2 separate regions of the Homo sapiens genome follow, and region 2 is linked to region 1. A link is a loop called in an ENCODE intact Hi-C map of the cell type or tissue named here. Cell type or tissue: MCF 10A. All regions are shown on one strand.

Evidence for each region. Peaks named below come from ENCODE experiments on the same cell type or tissue, not always from the same donor. Only the 100,000 strongest peaks of a DNase experiment are listed, where the experiment ranks them.
Region 2: a loop joins it to region 1, with 10 times the contacts of the local background. A loop is called at or near these places in 3 of 110 quality-filtered maps.

Annotation. Positions count from the first base shown.
Region 1 is chr5:63,398,418-63,406,417 of GRCh38, reverse strand. No RefSeq gene overlaps it. Among named protein-coding and RNA genes, the nearest start is that of HTR1A, 560 kb to the left of the region's middle. In MCF 10A, a CTCF peak has its summit at 4,792 (motif pointing left); a DNase peak (open chromatin) is centred at 4,797.
Region 2 is chr5:64,140,068-64,148,067 of GRCh38, reverse strand. No RefSeq gene overlaps it. Among named protein-coding and RNA genes, the nearest start is that of RNF180, 22 kb to the left of the region's middle. In MCF 10A, a CTCF peak has its summit at 40 (motif pointing left); DNase peaks (open chromatin) are centred at 7 and 3,037.

The DNA of each region.
Region 1 (8,000 bases):
GAAAAGGTTTGTGTGGAAGTAATATTTTTTCTCTTCCTAAAATATTTTGTTAACTTCGCCAGTGAATATTTTTGTACCTAGAGTTTCCTTTGTAGGAATATTCTCAAATACATGTGTTCTATTACTTTAATAGATATAGGAATATTTAGGTTTAATAGTTTGTGTTTCAAGGAATTTGTTTCATTTAAGTTGTTAGTTTTTATTGGCAAGAGTTATTCATAAAATCCCTCATTATCAATTTAATGCCTGTAAAGTATGTTGTGATTACCCTCTTTCATTTTTAATATTGATAATTTTTTCCTAATTCATATTTACAGATTATTCTAAAAATCTAGCTTTCGGTTTATTGATTTTATCTATTGTTTTTCTGTTTTCTATTGCACGTTTTCTGTTCTTTCAGTGGAATTTGCTGTTCTTTTATAGATAACTCTTATATGCTTTATGTTTAATCTATGCTTCTTTTTCTTGGTTCTTAAATTAGAAGTTTAGGTCATTTCTTTTAAGCTTTGCTAATTAATTGAAGAATTCTGCAACATTTTCTCTAAACATTCCTTTAGCTACCCTACCATAAAATTTGATATGTTGTGTTTTCATTTTATTTCAGTTCAAAATGCTGTGTCATTCCCTTTTGATTCTTTTTTTTTGTGATCCATCGGTTTTTAAGATGTTTTATTTAATTTTAAAATATTTTAGATTTCCCATTCTTTTTAGTTAATGATTTCTAATTCATATTATTTTCATTGTGGTCAAAGAATATACTTTGTCATAATTGAATTAGTTTATGCAAACTCATTTTTTGACAAAGTATGGTCTATCTTGCTACACGTTCTATGGGTACTTGAAAGTAATGTGTACATCATTGGTACTTATTTGGTTGAGCGTTCTAGGTCATTTTGGTTGATAGTGCTTGAAAGTGCTGTATCATTGTCCTGTCAGTTATTTAGAGAGAGGTATTGAAATCTGTCTCTGTAATGGTGATTTGTCTGTTTCTGTGTTCAGTTCTTTCAGGTTTTGCTTCATGTATTTTGAAGCACTGTTATTAGCAGCATAAATGTTTAGAACCATTATGTCCTGATCAACTGATACCTTTATCATTATCAAATTATCTTCTTTATCCCTGGTAATATTCTTTACCGGTATAATTTGTCTGGTATAAAATAATTAATTCTATTGTTCTTTGATTGTTAGCTTGGTATATTCATTTCCATTATTTACTTTTAATTTGTTTCTTTCTTTATTTTTAAAATGTATTTCTTGAAGAAGGACATAATTGGATCCTACTTTTACATCCAATTTGAAAACCTATGTCTTTTAATCAGGGAATGTTGAAAACCATTTAATTTGATTAATGATATGATTAGGTTAAATCAACCATATTGCTATTTGTTTTCCATTTTCACACTTTATTCTTTTTTTTTCCTTCTTTCTGCCTTATTTTAAATTAATTAATTTAAAAATTTTGTTTTACATTCTTGACTGGCTAATTAGCTTTAACTCTTCGTTTTGTGTTTTACTGTTTGCTTTAGTGTTTATAACATGCATGTTTAATATGTCACTGTCTAGCTTAAAGTAATGTCTCACTTCACATATAATGTAAAATCTTATTAGTGTATACTCTTTATTTCCTTTTCCCAGTCTTTGTGCTGTTGTTATCATCCATTTTGCTTCTACACACCTATATGATAAATTCAGTTATTTTTATTTTTAAAAATCAATTATCTTTCAAAGAAACTTATAAATAGGAAAATTATATTTTATTTTCACATGCATACTTACTTTATCTGTTGATCTTCATTCCTTGAATAGATTGAGATTTTTATCTTCCTGAAGAACTTCCTTTAACATTTCTTTGCAGTGCTGGTGGTGAATTTTGTTAGCCTTTGTATTGCCTTTTTTTTTTCATTTTCCTTGAAAGATATTTTTGTAGAATATGGAATTCTAGTTTGATAGGTCCTTTTTTTTTCTTCCTTTACTTAAAAAAGTACTGCCACAGTAATCCTGACTTGTATTCTTATCTTCATTTTCCTATACATAATGTATCTTTTTCCTGTGGCTGTTTTTAAGATTTTTTTTCTTATCACTGGTTTTAAGCAATGTGATTATGATGTCCCTTGCAGTTTTTTTCATGTTTCTTAAGGTTGGGGTTTGTAAGCTTCTTGAATCTGTGGTTTATAGTTCTCATCAATTTGAAAACAAAAAAAAAAAACTGAAGTCATTATTTTTCATGTATTTCTCTGCCCTCTTCCTCTGCTTTGGGGATTCTATGATTTGAATGTATTTTAGGTCATTTGATATTTCACAGCTCACTGATACTGTTCATTTTTTTCACTCATTTTTCTCTCTTGAGTTCATCCAGGATAGTTTAATTGATATATCTTCAAGTTCACTAATGTATTCTTCTTCCATTTCTAACCTCTTGGCAATGCCATGCAATGCCTTTTTCCTCTTTGACATTGTATTTTTCATCTTCAAAAGTCCAGTAATCTTCCATGCCTCTCCTTAACATGTTTGTGCTTATCTGTCATCTTGAGTATATATAGAGTATATCAAAACTGTTTTTCTTTTTTTAATAATTATATCATTTTTGGCATTTCATTATTTTTTCCTCTTAATTAAGAATCTTATTTTCCTACTTCATTGAATATCTGCTCATTTCTTTATTAGATGCTAGGTATTTTGAAATTTATTTTGTTAGGTCCTACATATTCCATCTCAGTGAAATATACTTAGAATTTATTCTGAGACACAATTACATCATTTGAAAACAGTTTGATCACTTCAATTCCTGCTTTTTGCTTTGTTAGGTGGATCCAGAGTAGCCACTAGTCCAGAAAATAGAAATTCCAGCACATTAGTCCAGAGCTAATTTTTCCTCTTTAAGAGAAATATTTCTTAGCACTCTTTTTGATGCCTTGTATATTAACAAGATTATTTTTTTCATTTGAATTAGTGAAAACACAAACTATTCCTGGCTCTGAGTGAGCTGTAGGGATTGTTCTGATTATTCCTTTCTGGTGATTTTTTTTCCCCTACCTTCAGATAATTCCCTTACGTGAATGTGCTGACCAGCATTCAGCTGAAGACTTTACAGGAGCCATCTGCAGACATTTGGATGTCTGTGCATTTCTCTTCTCTCCAGTAACCTGCCCTGCAAATTCTAACCACTTTGACTTCTCAGAATGTTCAACTCTGTCCCTTCAACTTAAGCAGATAGCCAGTTGAGCTGTGATATTTGAGTTGTGCTATGGCCTGGAAATTCTCCGAGCAGTATGCACAGCAATCTTAAAGCTCATTTCATTAGTTCTTCTCTCCTAGGTGTTACTGTCTGCACTGATTGTTCTCTGATACTTGAAACATCATTATTTTCATATATTTTTCTGACGGTTCAGTTGTTTAACATGAGAAGCCAAATCTGTGCTCTGTTATTCTATCATGGCTGGAAATAGAAATTCCAGTGCATTATTATTCAAGATAATTATCTTAAATACATATCTTAATATGTATTCATAATAATGATGTTTTAATTTTACAAATTAATTAAATATTACAATTTTTATCAGGCTTTCATAATTTTTGCCAAATTCAAATATTATTTATAATTAATCTTTTCATCTATACATTCTAAAAAATTTTAATAGACATGGCCTATGTCCTTGAAAATATTCTGAGTTTGGGTAATACAGAAGTGAAAAAACATATGCAGTCTCTGATCTTATGGAACTTATATAGTAGCTATAAGATATAGATAGTAATTATATATGCAAACACAGAAATATAATAATATAATGATATATACAACAAAGTAATAGAAGAGTGCATAAAGTCAGAAGTGGTATTGAGGTGGGTGCCATATTAGCCAGGATGATGAGTGAAAGCCTCTGTGATGAGGTGATATTTAAATAAGGTGATAGTTCACCTAAGAACTAAAAGGGTGTGGGGTGAGCTTTGTTAATAACTTAGGAAAGCATGTCCAGGAAAAAAGAACAGCACATCAAAAAGGGTGCTTTTGTAAAACAAACAAATATATATGTATATAATTATATACATAATTATATAAATTATATATTATATATAGAGAGAGAGTGAAATGGAGTTAACAATTTTCAGAATAAAATAAAATGGTACTGGAGAGGTAGGCAGATACTAAATTGCAGAGCCTTGTAGGTTGTGATTTATGCTTTCAGGAAAGCGATCTAACTAACATATGGAATGGATTCTAGTGGTAAAAATGGAAGCAAATGCAGATGCAGTAGTCCAGATGAGCAACAATGTTGGCTTAGCCTTGATGATAAATAGATTTAAAAAATACCTTGGAGGCATCAGCAATCAGATTTGTAGATAAAGTCTACATGTAGGGAAGAGAAGGGTGATTTGAGGTAAAGAGATGAATCAAGGAAGAGTTGAAGATTTCCGCGTCTTTGATTTGAAAGATTGGGTACATGGCATAACTTTTTACTGAAATGGGGAAAGTAAGAGAAGCAGGTGTAGAAGAAAAGTAATAAATGTTCTATTTTCAGTGTGTTAAATTTCCAAGTGGAAATGTCACGTAGGTTGTTGAATGTATGTTTGGACCTCAGGGAAATGCCAAGACTGAAAATTAAAAAAAAAACTATTCATTTGGCATTGTATAATTTCATTTGCTTTTACCTGGTGACATTGTTCTCTTTGAGAAATATTTGGCCTGCTTCACTCAGGACCCCAATTATTCACCTTTCAGAGGCCTAATGTTATCTTCGTTCTTCCAGGCTACAGTTAAACACAGGCGGGGCTGGAGTGCCCTCTGGTGGATAAACTGACAAGGTTTGGGACACTGGAGTATGGACAAGCTAAAATAGGAATTAGGGACTTCCCACACAGGTGATAGAAGAGACAACCATAAGAGCATAACTACATGAATTGTGTTAGCTGTTAAGAAGATAAATCGAGTAGCTGAGTACTAGTATAAAAGGGAGAATGTGTGTTGTGTAATCGAACTGCTATTCACTTCTAGCCTGATTTTATGTATAGAATGCAGTCCCAGTTTTGAGAAATAGGATTTTTTAAAGCAAAATCAGAAATCTATACCATTATTTAAAGTTTTTGATTTGTAACTATTAGCTGCTATTCAGATTGAAAATACTATATAGGGTAAAATTATGCAATAAAAGATGTGTGTAGATAAGACTGGTGGATTGTAGTTATGTCAGTATCGTGGTGGTCATTCTCTACAATTGCTTTGCAAGATGTGATTATTGGAGGAAACTAGATAAAGAGTCCATTGGATCTCTCTGTTGTATTTCCTACAACTGAATATGAATCTATAATTAGCCCAAAATGAAGAGTTTAATTTTTAAAACTAATTTTTCCATGGGTCAAATTCAGCCCAGGGACCATTAGTTTGCAACTTTTATCTCAAGGAGAGAAGACATATACAGTGGTGCAGTTTAAAAATGGGACCCCTAAAATTCTATAGAAAACAATGAAGTATTTGTTTGTCGGCATAACAACCAAATCTTAGGCACATCTATAACGAGTAAATGGAGCTCCTGCCCTTTGCCCTCAAACACTACAGGAAGAATGGTCAAGATGGCAAAATATGGGCAATTATTTGGGGAAGCCAGAGGGGTTGTAATACCAAATTCCAAGAAAGTAAATACTGCTCTCTGGTTCTTACCTGCCAATATTTGAAGTGATGCCTTATGTCAGAGGAAAGTTAGTAATCCAGAAGGCATGAATGTACCACCCTCTTTTTGGATGAGTTACTTATTTGACTAGTTAACAAAATGGAAGAGCATGGTTTAAATGGATTACCAGTTTATAGATGAGACAATTGAGAGGTAGACCTTTCAGAGCTTGAGAAAACATACAGACATACATTTATTTTATTGTAATTTACTCATAAAGAGGTGTTGCCTCTGTATTTACTTTAGAGAATACACACGGTCCCCGACTTACAATGGTTTGACTTAAGTTTTTTTTAACCTAACGATGGTACAAAAGCAATACACATTCAGGAGAAATTGTACTTCACATTTTGAACTTTGATATTTTCTTGGGCTAACCATATGTGGTACAATATTCTTTCCGGATCCTGGGCAGTGGCAGTGAGCCACAGCTCCCAGGCAGCCACATAATCACAAGGGTAAACACCAGTACTCCACAGTGTACTGTGTTGCCAGATGATTTGTCTTACTGTAGATAAGGTAAGTGTCCTGAGCATGTTGAATGTGGGCTGGGCTATGCTAGGATGTTTGGAGGGTTAGGTGTATTAAGTGCATTTTCAACTGACAGTATTTGAAACCTTCAATGGGCTTATTGAGTTTGTCAGGATGTAGCCCCTTTGTAAGTCAAGGGGCATCTGTACATGATACGGTTTTTTTTTTTTTTTAATGGGCCTAGTTTCTTATTATAGTATTGCAATCAACTTCAAAAGACATCAAATGTTTTACAGGAATTGCATTTCTTGATCCAAGAAATTTATCCTGTTGCTCATTACATAAGTTCTGTGCTACACATTGCTCAGACAGCTTATACTCTTTACCCCATTCCTAAGATCAGTAATTACGCCCACCTAGTTGATTAGTGAAGAAGGAAAGGAGAGGATGGAAGGAAGAACAATTTGCAGAGGAGTCAGCAAGAGGTCTTGGTAATGGAAGCTAATGAACTGGAAAACTTTATTTGAAATTGTCATCCTCAATAGCACACCTTCCAACCCAGCATCATCACCATAGATATTGGGGTTGGAGTTTGATAATTAGTCACAGTCTTTTTTCTACCCCATGATTTGACATAGGCCAATGGAAAAGTAGACATTTGTAACAGACATATGGAAACCAAATATCAGCATTACCACTTATAAGGCTAAATTAGAAATTAGACTACAGACCATATACTTTCTTCCAAGTCTAGCTATTGGAATTATCTGTTGGATGGCAAATGTGGGTCTACAGAGTTGAAGCAAGAAACTAGAAATGTTCATCCAGTTATGATCCAGTGGTAGAGAGAAGAAGATAATGGGGGAGGGGGAAGGTAGAAAGGGGAAGAGAGAGAAAGACACCTCCATTCCAGGACATAAAAGCAAGACAACCCAAAGTAAAACTGTAAATAGATAACATCTGTCTTAGAATAACCTCACTTAAAAAATATTTTAAATTATTCTATATACGTTAATCCAGAATTGTGCTTGGCTTTGAAATACAATCGTAAACAAGAAATAGTTCTTGTAGTATGGAAAAAATTCCATAGTCTAGAAGAAGAGCTATAAATAGACAAGGTCAAGATATACTTATCTGAAATGACTATATAAATTATGTCATTATGACATAATAACATGCATAATAATGTAGCATGAAAGTAAATATATTAAATGTTGAAATAAACATAATTATGTTCTTTAATAAATATGTACTTACATATACTGGTATATGTAGTTCAAAATAGGTCTCAAAAGTATTGAATTTAAAAAACAATAATATGATTTTTAGTTGGCCAGATGTGTTTTGTTGTACTTCTTTATTTTTTATTTATTTATTTATTTATTTATTTATTGAGATGAAGTCTTGCTCTATCGCCCAGACCACTCTCTAGGAGAGCCCTGACTGGGAAAGAAGTTAAATCTGCATGTGTCAGTCAAGTAAGAGGAGGCCATAAAACAAAAACACATGACATAACAGAAAGTATATTATTCTCAGATCCATGAGAGTAGAGAGATGCCTCTGGGAGCCAATGAGAGGTCACAGGGCAATGTGTTCAAACAGCAGGTGGGGAGCAAGAGAGACAGAGAGAGATAGACCTATAGCCTGAGGCTTTACTGGGATCCAGGACATTACCCCAGCAAGTTTCCCACATGGAGTTCTAATTGGTGGATGCAGAGCAAGCGGGTGTGAGTCACATGTGGTGACTGGGACAGGGAATGCTCCCTGTAGCATACCTGCATACTGAGTGGAGAGTGGAGTCAGTGAGGTGAGTCAAGGAGGTTATCTCTGCATATCCCATGGGGAGTTGGACACTAGGAGGTGGTT
Region 2 (8,000 bases), 740 kb before region 1:
ATGGCCGGTTGCTGGGCTGATGAAGCTTTGCTGCCGCCTTCTGGCCTGAATGTTTACCACGTTTGTTTAATGAATTTTGGAAATAGAATTGCATGCCTTTCCAGTTGCTAGTGTGTAATGAAAAGCTGCATTTAAAAAATTAAGTACCATTTATTGAGAAGATCCTTTGTGGAAGAAATACGAGGCACTGCAGATACAGCGGTGAGTGAAACAGACAGAAATCTGTGCCCTCATTGAACAGTCGGGAGGAGACATACAAGACATACATAACAGGAAAAGGTAAATCCAAGATTACACAAGCAATATAGCTTGGAATGGAGATATGGAGTGGGGGAAGGGGCATTTAAATTTTAGATAAGGCCAGGGAAGACCTCCCTGAGATGTAAAGCACATGAAGGAAGTGGCAAAGAGAACAGTAAACACTGAGGCAACAGCCTGTTGGAATGTTTGAGGAACATCAAGGAGGCCGTGTGGCTGCCGCACTGCAGCAGAGTGACTGAGAGGGAGAGTAGGGCATAGGCCAGAAAGGTGAGTGTGGACAGGAGGGGGCAGAGCACACAGGGCCAGATGGGCAATTTTATACATAGGTATACATGTGTACATACATATACCCATACATATATGTATGTATACACAGACACAGGGATACACAGAGATACACATAGAGACATACACATAGAGACACACACATACATGCAGAGTCACATAAAGACACACAGATACATAAACAGAGACACACACAGAGACAAATGCAGAGAATAGAGACAGACACACACAGATACATATGTACAGTCATAGACACAGACACAGACAGAGACACACACACACACACAGACATATACAGAGAATAGAGACACACAAATACAGAGACATATGTACAGAGTCACAGAGACAGGGGCAAACACACAGACATACAGAGACAAATATATCTGAATCAGACTGGAAACTATTGGAGACTTTTGAATAGAGGGGAGATGTGGCAATGCATATTTACATTGATCACTCTGAAGATTGCATGAATAATAAACTATAGTTGTGGCAAGGGATGAGCAGAGAGACATATTAGGAGGCAAGGAGTAACAATGACTTGGACCAGCATGGTAAAATGGAAGTGGTGAGATATGGTCCAGTTCTGGGTACATTTTGAAGATAGAAGATTTGCTGATGGATTGAATGAGGGGTATAAAAGAGAGCACTGAAGGGTAACTGGGTAGCTGAGAAATTTAATAGCTGAAGTCATTTACTGAGATGGAGAAGTCTGTGGGAAGGGCAGGCTGGATGAGTGAAGGTAGAGAGAACAAGAGTTATTATTTGGAAATGTTTACTTTGAGATGCCTGTTGCACATATACCAAAGAGGAGATCAGAGGAGAAAACTAGGGCGGTGATACAATGTTTGGCGACACACCCTATAGATGGTACTTAGAGTCATGAAATTGGATGAGGTCAGATTAAGAACATCAATTCAATGTGGCAGAAGTTCTTATCACTTGCAACCTGAACATGGTTCTGACTTCAGTGCAGCTTAGAGATTTAAATGCCCATTTTGCCATGTGATGACTTTATTGTCCTATTACTTTTCTCTATTTGAACTGTTGTAAAACATATGGCTCAAGCTGTATTTATCTGTTTTTCATGTGGCATGACTGTATCTGTTATGAATTAAATTTACCTGTTTTTTTCTCCTTATTTCATCACAATTATAATAGCTGCTAGCAGCAACAATAGTGAGCACAATTGCAAATAAGCACAGTTGCAAATACTGGCAGTGTTATGGTGTGCTTGTTATGTCTTCCCAAATCCTCTTGTTAAACTAAAAATATTTCTACATACCCTTTAATACTCAATTTAAATATCATTCCCTCTGCGAAGCCCTTATCTCTGGGCAGTGCCTACTCCTCCCTTTCCTGTATTTTCATCACGCCTTGTTTATACCTTTCTTATAGCCTTTGTCATGAAACTGATTATTAGCTTTCTGAAAAGATAATAAAAGAAAGATAATAAGAAAAGACAATAAAAGAAAAGATAATAAAAAGATTATTATCTTTTCTGCCATGGATTGTAATCCTCAAGAGGGCAGGGATTGTACTTTACTTCTTTTCGTCTGCTTGGTGACACAGTTACTATAACAGCATGTGCTTGATAAATAAATACCACTTATGCTAAATACAATAATGGACTTTTCATTTGGGTCACTTTTATGTTGAATAAATTAAAACTGTATGATTTATAAGTGTCTTAATTTGTAGATACTTCCAAATAAAGCAAGAAAAGGGTTCTCTATTCCTCTCTGGGCTATATAAATGGCTGCCTAGGTTTTTATTTTGTTTGACATTAATTTAGTTGGCCAAAGAAGATTCTGAGCTGTCGGACTTCATTCCTCACTGCTGCTCTTTGGCAAGCCTCACATCAAAGGGCTGTTTGGAAGTTTATTCGTATTGAGGCTTTCTGGCTTCTTGTACTAGTTTGGAATGAAAATCTATTCGGGAGATTTACTGTGTCATTCTGGTATGGGTCAAATCTTTTTATCAAGAATTATTCCAGTGATTTTCCTTGGCTTAACCCCAGGCCTATATCTAAGCAAACGTTTGCCCAGGAATTTTGGTCCTTTATGTGTTTTGTTCCAATCCAGTTTAAATGTCATTTTCATTAGCTATTACTTTATAAATCTTTATTTAGCTGTTAAATAATTTTCCATATAGGGAAGTGTTGTGGAGCCTCCCTGTTCCAAGAAGTTCAGATAGAAAATGACAGCCATTCAAACTTCTACTTAGGCAAAAGATCTTTAAAGAAGTGTCTACTAAATATTTCCTATGTGCCAATTGTTTTGAGTGCTAGAGACAAAGTAGTGTGTCCAATAAAGTTCTTGTCTCATGGAGCATACTCTTTAGTGAAGAGATGACAGGTAATAAACTTTAAACAAACAAAAAAGAATGGTAATTTCATATAATGATATGCTATGAAGTAAATACAACTGGATGTGAGAAAAAAAGGAATGAAAGGGTGACTCACAACTGAGTGTATGGGTGCCAAAGCATAGTGCCTACTTAATGTGTCAGCACAGGCATATGCTACAATGTGGATGAATCTCCCTGTTCCAGCTACTGGATTCTTCTCTGAGGTCCCAGTGTTTTGGTTCTTCTCAATTTGCCACCACACTCTCCTGAATTTATTCTCTGAAATGTTTCTGTGTTCTATGTTGGGTTCTGTACCCTGAAAGGCTGATGTCTACAGACCATTAACTGGGTTCTCTGTCCTATGGCTTCTAGTTGGATTCTGCAAGCATTGGCTGGTGATCAGAGGGTGGAAGGAAAAAGAGGTTGAGATCTTTTCTCCTCTCTCTCCCTCCATGACTAAAGCATAGTGTGGCAGTCCTGCATTACTTGACAGCCACAGCTCCTGGCAGATGGCACATCTTCTTTGCTGCTTCAGGACTAAGGGTGATAATAGCGTGGAGCTATAATAATCACACTACTCACACCTCTATAAATAGGACCTTCATTTAAGTTTCTTCCCCAAAGCCCTTTTGGGTGTGGCTTCTGTTTCCTTCCAGGAACATGAATGATACAGCAGGAATGTTAAAGAATAATCACCCATGTAGATAGGTCCTCCTTCAGTCCATTTCCAGTTCTCAGATATTCTAGCCCTGTCTCTTTCACATTAGAGGTATTTATATATATTTTGTTATTCATGATGAAAATCTTGGAAAAATCTATTCTGGGGGCTCCAGAGCCTCCGAAAAATGCTATCACACAGACTCAATCCCTTCTTTAAGCTTGTTTTTACCTATAATTTGGTTTCATGAGCCCACACTATTATTGCTGTGCATAGCAGTGTTTTCAGGTGATACTGTAAAAACTAAATCAAAAGGTTTATACTTCAAGGTATTGGAAAATATCTTCATATTAAATGGAGAAGTAATATTTTTTGGTGAAATAAAGGCTTAATGATTTAAACAATGTGACTCTTACTATAACTCTTAATAGTGAAAGTGTATTTGCTGCATTATTTACTCAGTGGGGTAAGAGTGCATCTAATTTATTTTATCTCCAAGTATGTTGAACTCTGGCTCACCTCTATGGTTATCGAAAATCATGTCTTCTTCCATCCAAGAAGTTAAAAGTAATCTAATACAATATTCTGAATAATAAAAGATTACTCTCTACCATAAAATCCTCAATAAATGGCTTTCCAGTTTTTGCTATAATATTTTCAGTTTGTGAGATCTCATCATGCCATCTTAAAAGGTCATCCATTCCATTTACATGCCCTTTAAGTATTAGAAAGTATTATTGATCTCAAATCAACCTTTCCATAACTTCCTGTTTCTCCCAATTTTTCTTATTGTGATAAAATACACATAACATAAAATTTACCATCTTAACCATTTTAAGTGTACAGGGCAGTAGTATTAAGTATGTTCATATTGTTGGGCAGTCATCACCAGCATCTATCTCCAGAACTCTTTTTAACTTGCAAAACTGAAACTACATACCCATTAAACAATAACTCCTGTTTTTCTCCTACTCCAAGGCCCTGGAAACCATCATTCTACTTTCTGGTTTTTTTAATGATTTTGACTATTCAAAATACCTCAGATAAGTAGAATCATATAATATTTGTGTTTTAGTAACTGGCATATTTTATTTAGCATAATGTCCTCAAGGTTCATCCACATTGTAGCATATGCCAGAATTTCCTTCCTTTTTAAGGTTGAAATATTTGTGTGTGTGGTGTGTATAATGTGTGTGTGTGGTGTGTATAATGTGTGTGTGTATTATACTTGGGTTGCTTCCATTGTTAAAAGAAAAACTTCAGCTGAATTAAATTTAAAGAAGTTTAATTGAGCAATGAATGATTCACAAATTGGGCAGTCCCCAGAATCACAGCAGATTCAGAGAGACCCCAGGGTTGCCTTGTGGTCAGAACAAATTTATAGACAAAAAAAGAGAAGTGATGTACAGAAATCAGAGGTGAGGTACAGAAACAGCTGGATTGGTTACAGATTGCCATTTACCTCATTTGAACACAATTTGAACACTCAGCAGTGTATTACTGGTTGAAGTATGGCTGTTAGGATTGGCCAAGACTCAACCACTGTTATGGGTGCATACTCCTAAGTCAGGGTTTCAATCTTGTCTACCCGCTAAGTTAGGTTGCAGTTCGTCCACAAGGACTCAAATATAGAAGTACAAAGTCCTTCTCAGGCCATATTTAGTTTGCTTTAACACCATATTTTAGCTATTGTGAATAATGCTATGTGCATGGATATACAAATACCCTTTTGAAACCTTGTTTTCAATTATTTTAAGTACATATTCAGAACTGGAATTGCTGGATCATATGGTAAATCTATTTTTAATTTTTTGAGAAATTGCTTTACTGTTTCCCACAGTGGCTGTACTAGTTTATGTTCCCACTAACAGTACACAAGTGTTCCAATTTCTCCACATCTTTACCAACACTTATTTTTTTTTTCCTGTTAGCAGCCATCCTAATGGGTGTGAGGTAGTATCTTATTGTAGTTTTGATTTGAATTTTCCTAGTGATATTGAGCATCTTTTCATGTGCTTATTGGCTATTTGTATGTCTTCTTTGGAGAAATGTCTATTGAAGTCCTGTGCCCATTTTTGAATCAGATAGTTTTCTGTTGTTAAATTTAAGAAATTCTCTATGTATTCTGGATACTAATCCCTTAAAAGATATGCAATTTGCAAATGTCTTCTTGCAAATATTTTCTCCCATTCTGTAGGTTGACACTCTATTTTATTGATAATGTCTTTTGGTGTACAAACATTTTTAAATTTATGATGTCCAATTTTTTTTCTTTTGTTACCTGTGCCTTTGGTGTCATATCTAAGAAATAATTGTCAAATTCAACGTCATGAAGCATTTGCCCTGTGTTTTGTTCTAAGGGTTTTAGTTCTCACATTTAGATCATTGATATGATTTGGCTGTGTACCCACCCAAATCTCATCTTGAATTGTAATCCCCATAATCTCTATGTGTTGCGAGAGGAAACTGGTGAGACAAAATTGAATCATGTGGGCAGTTTCCCCCATGCTGCTCTGGTGATAGTGAGTTCTCACGAGATCTCATGGTTTTATAAGCATCTGGCGTTTCCCCTGCTGCACTCATTTTCTCTCCTGCCACCTTGTGAAGAGGTGCCTTCTGCCATGTTTGTAAGTTTCCTGAGGCCTTCCCAGCCATGCAGAACTGTGAGTCAATTAAACCTCTTTTTGTTATAAATTACCCAGTCTCAGGTATTTCCTTATAGTAATGTGGGAACAGGCTAATATAGTCATTGATGCATTTTTAGTTTTTTTTAATATATGGTGTTAGGTAAGGGTCCAACTTCATTTTTTGGCATGAGGATATCTAGTTTAGCCAACACCATTTGTTGAAAAAATGGACTTTTCTCCATTAAGTGGTCTTGACATTTCTGTCGAAAATAATTTGAGTATACATGTAAAGGTTTGTTATCTAGACTCTGTATTCTATTCCAATAGTCTATGTCTGTCTTTATGCCAGGTCTACACTGCTTTGATTGCTGTAGCATTGTAATAAATTTTGAAATGAGGAGGTGTGATTCCTCTAGCTTTGTTCTTCTTTTCCTGGAGTGTTTTGGCTATTTGGGGTCCTTTCAGATACTAACTCATATAGTTATGAGTTTTAGGATGGGTTTTCTTATTTCTGTAAAAAAGGTCATTGGGATTTTGATAGTGATTGAATTAAATATGTAGATTGCTTTGGGTAGTATTGAGATCTTAACAATACTAAGCCTTCCAGTCCATGAACAAAAGATGTCTTTCCATTTATTTTTGTCTTCTTTATTTCAGAATTTTTAAAAAGAGTTTTCACTGTACAAGTCTTACGTCTCATTGGTTAATTCCCAAGTATTTTATTATTTATAATGCTGCTGTGGTCTGAATGTGTCTCCCCCATACACACATATTCATGTTGAAACTTTCTTGCCAATGTGATAGTATTAAGAGGTGGGGTCCTTAGGAGATGATTAGGTCATGAGTGCCATCCTCATGACTTAGCACTCTTATAAAAGAGGTGTGAGGGAGCTGTTTGCCCCTTCTGCCATGTGAAGATGTAGCAAAAGGCACCATCCTGGAAGTAGATAGCTGCCCTCACTAGACATTGAATTTTCTGGTGTTTTGATCTAGGACTTCTCAGGCTGCAGAAATATGAGAAAATGAATGCATGTTATTTATAAATTACCCAGTCTCAGGTATTTTGTTATAGCAGCAGGAATACACTAAGACAGATATTATTTTAAATTGAATTGTTTCTTAATTTTCTTTTCCGATTGTTCATCATCAGTGTATAGAAATGTGATTGATTTTAGTGTGTTTATATCCTGAGTAGCTGAGATTACCGGCATGTGCCACCATGCTCAGCTAATTTTTGTTTTTTTAGTAGAGATAGGGTTTCACCATGTTGAGCAGGCTGTTCTTGAACTCCTGAGCTCAAATGATCTGCCTGCCTTGGCCTCCCAAGGTGGTGGGATTACAAGCATGAGCCACCTGCACCCAACCTGTTTTCATTAATCTTTAAGTATTTTCTAATTTTCCTTGTGATTTCTTTTTCATTGATTGGTTAAGAGTATGTTAATTTCTAAAAATTTATACATTTTTCAGTTTTCTTCTGTTATTGATTTCCAATTTCATCCTGTCATGGTCAGAGAAGATGCTTTATATGATATCTATCTTTTAAAATCTATTGAGACTTAATTTGTGACCTAACATATAGTCGATTTTGGAAAATCTATTATGTGCACTTAAGAAGAATGTATATTCTGTTATTGTTGAGAAGAATGTTCTGTATATGTCTGTTAGATTTAGTTGGTTTATTGCGTCATTCAATTTTTCTATTTCCTTGTCTCCTGTCTGGTTTTTCTATTATTGAGAGTGGGATATTTAAATCTCCAACTATTTATTGTAGACTGTCAATTAATCTCTTCAGTTTTGTTAATTTTTTCTTCATATAATGT